2 separate regions of the Homo sapiens genome follow, and region 1 is linked to region 2. Evidence: read pairs that join two places in POLR2A ChIA-PET (ENCODE). Cell type or tissue: CD4-positive, alpha-beta T cell. All regions are shown on one strand.

The links. Peaks named below come from ENCODE experiments on the same cell type or tissue, not always from the same donor. Only the 100,000 strongest peaks of a DNase experiment are listed, where the experiment ranks them.
Region 1: POLR2A ChIA-PET joins it to region 2 with 6 read pairs; 2 of 35 experiments call an interaction of 5 or more read pairs at or near these places.

What each region holds. Positions count from the first base shown.
Region 1 is chr17:28,309,761-28,312,260 of GRCh38, forward strand. No RefSeq gene overlaps it. Among named protein-coding and RNA genes, the nearest start is that of TMEM97, 8.2 kb to the right of the region's middle. In CD4-positive, alpha-beta T cell, no CTCF peak of the experiment used is centred here; no DNase peak of the experiment used is centred here.
Region 2 is chr17:28,742,804-28,745,303 of GRCh38, forward strand. NEK8 (NIMA related kinase 8) reads left to right here. Exons shown (of 15, transcript NM_178170.3): 15 at 1-652. TRAF4 (TNF receptor associated factor 4) reads left to right here and starts at 1,208. Exons shown (of 7, transcript NM_004295.4): 1 at 1,208-1,452. The coding sequence starts at 1,310. RefSeq lists enhancers at 284-1,284, 308-602 and silencers at 308-602, 1,057-1,466, 1,487-1,686. In CD4-positive, alpha-beta T cell, no CTCF peak of the experiment used is centred here; DNase peaks (open chromatin) are centred at 519, 1,178, 1,598 and 2,448; H3K4me3 peaks cover 2,129 bases; H3K27ac peaks cover 925 bases.

The DNA of each region.
Region 1 (2,500 bases), 430 kb before region 2:
TGTGTACTACTTTTTAAAAAGTAATTAAACCTTTAGTTTGTTTAGAGACAGAGTCTCTCTCTGCTACCCAGGCTGGAGTGCAGTGGGGCCATCATAGCTTACTGTAACCTTGAACTCCTGGGCTCAAGCAATCCTTCCACCTCAGCTAGGACAACAGGAATGTACCACCATGCCTGGATATGTTCTTGATTTTTTTTTTTTTTTTTTTTTGAGATGGAGTCTTGCTCCATCACCCAGGCTGGAGTGCAGTGGCGCGATCTCGGCTCACTGCATCCTCCACCAACTGGGTTCAAGCAACTCTCCTGCCTCAGCCTCCTGAGTAACTGGGATCACAGGCATGCGCCACCACAGCCAACTACTTTTTTTTCTTTTCTCTTTTTTTTTTTTTTTTTTTTTGGCCAGGCTTGTCTCAAACTCTTGATCTCAGGTGATCCGCCCACCTCAGCCTCACAGAGTGCTGGGATTACAGGCCTGAGCCACCGCACCCGACCTGTTTTTGATTTTTGTAGAGCGGTCTCACTCTGTTGCCCAGATGGTCTCAAACTCCTGGGCTCAAGTGATCCTCCTGCCTCTGCCTCTCAAAATTCTGGGATTACAGATATAAGCCATCAAGTCTGGCCTAGAATATTTAACTTAGGACAACTACGTGATGGTTTTTAAACAAAAAGAGAACTGCCCCCAAATGTATCACTATCAAAGATGATATAAAGCACAAACAGATTATTAGAGAACTACCAAGTAATTCTACAAAAAAGAAAATGGGCATCTTCTAGGAAAAACCATTTCAGCTCATCCCTACTGCATGAAAAATCACACAAGTTTTTCCAAACAGATAATGAGTCATTAGCAAAATCTTCTTTTAATCTTAGGCTTAAAGTTATTTTAGAAAACCCTTCTGTAGATTACAAACTACTGTCAGCAAATGCCAGGTTCCAAATAAGACACTTAACAAACTTCTAAATTTGTTAGCTAATTAACTTTTCAAATCATTCTGGATCTGTCAGATGCAATACAAATCAGGATTAATAATATAGTTTTAGAGTTTTAGTCCAAAAAAAGACCCACACATCTATGATTAATCTTCAACAAAAGTACAAAGAGAATTCAACAGAGAAATGATAGTGTTTTCAATAAACGACACTAGAACTCGGTGTCCATATGCAAAACAAAAAAAGAGCCTCAATCCATACTTTGAATCATAATAAAAAATTAACTTAAAATGCGCTACAGACCTAAATGTAAAACTGAAAATGAAATATTCTAAAAGAAAAATACAGAAGAAAATCTTTGCGACCACAGGCTAGACAAATATTTTCTTAGAGACAGCCCAAAAGCACAATATATGAAATAAAAAATTCATAAGCTGGACTAGGAGAAAATATTTACAAAGCTTATTCCTTTAAAAAAAAATGTGTTGATTCCTGGCTAACACAGTAAAACCCCGTCTCTACTAAAAATACAAAAAATTAGCCGGGCGTGGTTGCAGGTGCCTGTAGTCCCAGCTACTCGGGAGGCTGAGGCAGGAGAATGGCCTGAACCCGGGAGACGGAGCTTGCAGTGAGCCTAGATTGCACCACTGCACTCCAGCCTGGGCGACAGAGCTAGACTCCATCTCAAAAAAAAAAAAAAAAAGTGTTGATTTAGAGTAACTAAGGCTCACCCAGGCTACAAGGCAGTGGCACAATCACAGCTCACTGCAGCTTCTACTTCCTGGGCTCAATTATTCTTCTGACTCAGCCTCCCAGGTAGCTGTGGGACTACAGGTGTGCACTAGCACATCTGGCTAATTTTTGTTCTTTTTGGTGTGTGCGTGTGTGGCTTTTTTTTGGGGGGGGGGGTGGGGTAGAAACAGGGTTTTGCCATGTTGCCTATGTAAATGAAATGAGAAGAGGCTGGTTCATACAAGACAATTTTTATTTTATTCAAGTTAACCACGGTAAAGACTGAGTTCTTTCACATCCTTGCTCTTGTCCACTCCTCTCTCTCCATTTTTTCCATTTCTTTTCTTTTCTTTTTTCTTTTTTTTTTTTTAACAGCGTGTGTTACCCAGGCTGTTTTCAAACTCTTGGGCCCAAGCAGTCCTGGTGCCTCAGCCTCCAGAGTAGCTGGGATTACAGGCCCACAGTCTTTTAAAGGTAATTAGCACTGTTAAAATTATGCCCATTAAGGACATTTTTTTGTAAGATGCTTTTCTTGAGACATTTTTGTTAGACTGAACACACAGGCAGAACTTAAAAAAAAATTTTTTTTTGTAAGAACTTTAATCTTACCTCTAGATACATTATCTAGTCTGACAGCCTGGTCACAGGTGAGGAAAGGTTGTGCTAGCAATGTCTTTAATTTTTTAGTACATTGTGGCCCCTTTTATTAAAATATACTATTAAACACAAATAATACAAATGTAAAACAGATGTTGTTAAAAGTTCACGCTACACTGTAACAAGTAAAAACTGAAAGAAAGCCCTCCTTTCTCCTCTGTTTCATTTCTTAGAGGTAACCA
Region 2 (2,500 bases):
GGCTCACGCCTGTAATTCCAGCACTTTGGGAGGCCAAGGCGGGCGGATCACTTGAGGTCAGTAGACTGAGGCCAGCCTGGCCAACATGGTGAAACCCCGTCTCTACTAAAAATACAAAAATTAACCAGGCATGGTGACGGGCGCCTGTAATCCCAGCTACTCTGGAGGCTAAGGCAAGAGAATCCCTTGAACCCGGGAGGTGAAGTTTGCAGTGAGCCGAGATCGCACCACTGCACTCCAGCCTGGATGACAGAGCAAGTCTCCCTCTCAAAAAAAAAAAAAAAAAAAAAAAAAAAAAAGTATTTGGTGCTTACCGGGACTCTATCTCCATACTTTGGAGCAGGGCAAGCCAGGGCCTGCCTGGACTGGCCATTAGGCCTGCCTAGCTTCTGCATAGCCCGGGGCTGGGCGGTCCCCGGGAGTGCTGCCACCTCCCCTACACTTTCATCCTGAGGCAGGATTTGCTAGACGTCGGCTTGCCTCTCTTCCCCAGCAGGAGGGCAGGAGTCACTAAGTGCTGCAGAAAAGATCCGCGCTGGAGATTGCCCGTCCCCCCCATGCCTTTCCCCAGAAACAGTTGAGAGAATGGGTAGCTGGTGGGACCAGACCGGTTTCCCAGAGGACAGGAAGGCCAATAAAAATATCAGCTGCCTGCCTGGAGTGTGGTGTCTTCAAGGGTGGGGGTGGCGACCAGGCACCCCAGGACTGGGCTGGGCCCGACCTCGGTGGCAGGGCTGCGGCCAAGGGAGGAATGTGGGCGCAGCCGGAGGCTGGGGCCGAGGTTCCTCTGGCCCAGCGCCCAGTCCAGCCTCCCCGCCCCAGCTGGGCTCCCCGGAGCTGGTTGCCAGGCTTCGGCTGCCTAGCACCTGGAAGCTGGGGCCACGGTTCCTGGGCTGCTCACGGCCCCGGAGGCCGAGCTGTTGCCTCTGGAGAAGAAAACCTTTGTGGCGCGGCCCGTCCCCTTTTCCGACCCGCACTTCCCCGGGGCCCGCGGGCTCTGGGGAGAAGCGGAGCCACGATCTCTGTCCCCCAGGGGAAAGAAAAGCCCATGATCCCGTGGGTGGGCGAGACTGGCGGTCACCAGACCCAAAAACCATGCACTCGGGGGTGGGCGGGGCCGCGAGGGCGCGCATTAGGACCGCGCGGCCGCGGTCCGCCCTCTCTTCCGGAGGGCGGGCTTCACAGCCGAGCCCTGGCCGCGACCGCCAGTCGGCGCCGCCCGGAGCCGGGAGCGCCGCTCCAGCGAGGCGCGGGCTGTGGGGCCGCCGCGTGCCTGGCCCCGCTCGCCCGTGCCGGCCGCTCGCCCGCCATGCCTGGCTTCGACTACAAGTTCCTGGAGAAGCCCAAGCGACGGCTGCTGTGCCCACTGTGCGGGAAGCCCATGCGCGAGCCTGTGCAGGTTTCCACCTGCGGCCACCGTTTCTGCGATACCTGCCTGCAGGAGTTCCTCAGGTGCTGGCCGGGGAGCAGGGGACAGCGGGGGCGGGGCGGGGCGGGGGGCGCCGCCTGGGGAGGGTCTCGGGCCCGGGGCAAGGCGGGCCTTTGTCTGCGCTGCGACCCTGTGACCTCAGGGGCGCCCCGTGACGTCACGGGGAGGGATGACGTCAAGCCCCGAGGGAGGCCCCCCCCGCAGGAATCCGAGGGGTCCGGGCGGGTCCCAACTGCCCGGCCCGGGGCGGAAGACCTCGGCGCCTTCTCGTGGGGTCAGGAGGGGAAGAGGCCCTTCCCCGTCACCTGAGAGCCGGCGCGGCCTCAGCCTTGAACTTTGAATCCTGGGGGAAGAGGACAAAACCCGCTCCCGCGTGGCAGTTTGAGCCTCCGGAGCTTTCCCCCATCTAACCTCTTCTGATTCTTCGAACGTTCAGAGAACGGTAGCTATTGTTCTCCCATTTCACAGATCATGAAACGAGATTCAAAGAAAGGCTGCGACTTGCCCAGGGTCACATAGTTACTTAAAGGCTTAACTAGGATTTAAACCCGGACTGCTTATGATCACACAATGGAGGAAGGACTGAATCCTCCCCCGAAGAAGGACCCCTCTAGGCGGCTCCCCTCTCTCCCGGGGGCTGGAGTAAGGCGGGTGGTCCATAAGTCATGAAGAAGGGGGTCGCACTCGTGTTGTTACTGAACTCCCGCTGCCCTCTCAGGACGCAGGTTAGCCCTTGGCTCTTGGGCATCCATCAAGTTTCTGGGCGCCCTGTATGTCTTGAATCTCCTGCTCACGCAGGGAACCCCTCAGGCCCGGGTGTGGGAAGCAGGGTGAAGGAGCCCCGACTCTTCGGAGGTCATGCCCCCAGAGCGCAGGGGAAGGCCGAGTCGGCCACTGCCTGGCTGTTTGCTGGGACGAGGGGATCGAGGGCCTGGCAGGGATAGTACCTCTGAGACGCCTGCCTCCGGTGCTCCCTCCCGCCGTGCCTCCCTCCCTCGCTCGGTCCTCCGTAGCTCCTACTGGCGGAAATCTCAGCAGGCCCTTTGTTTTCTGTTCCCCACAGCCTGGGCC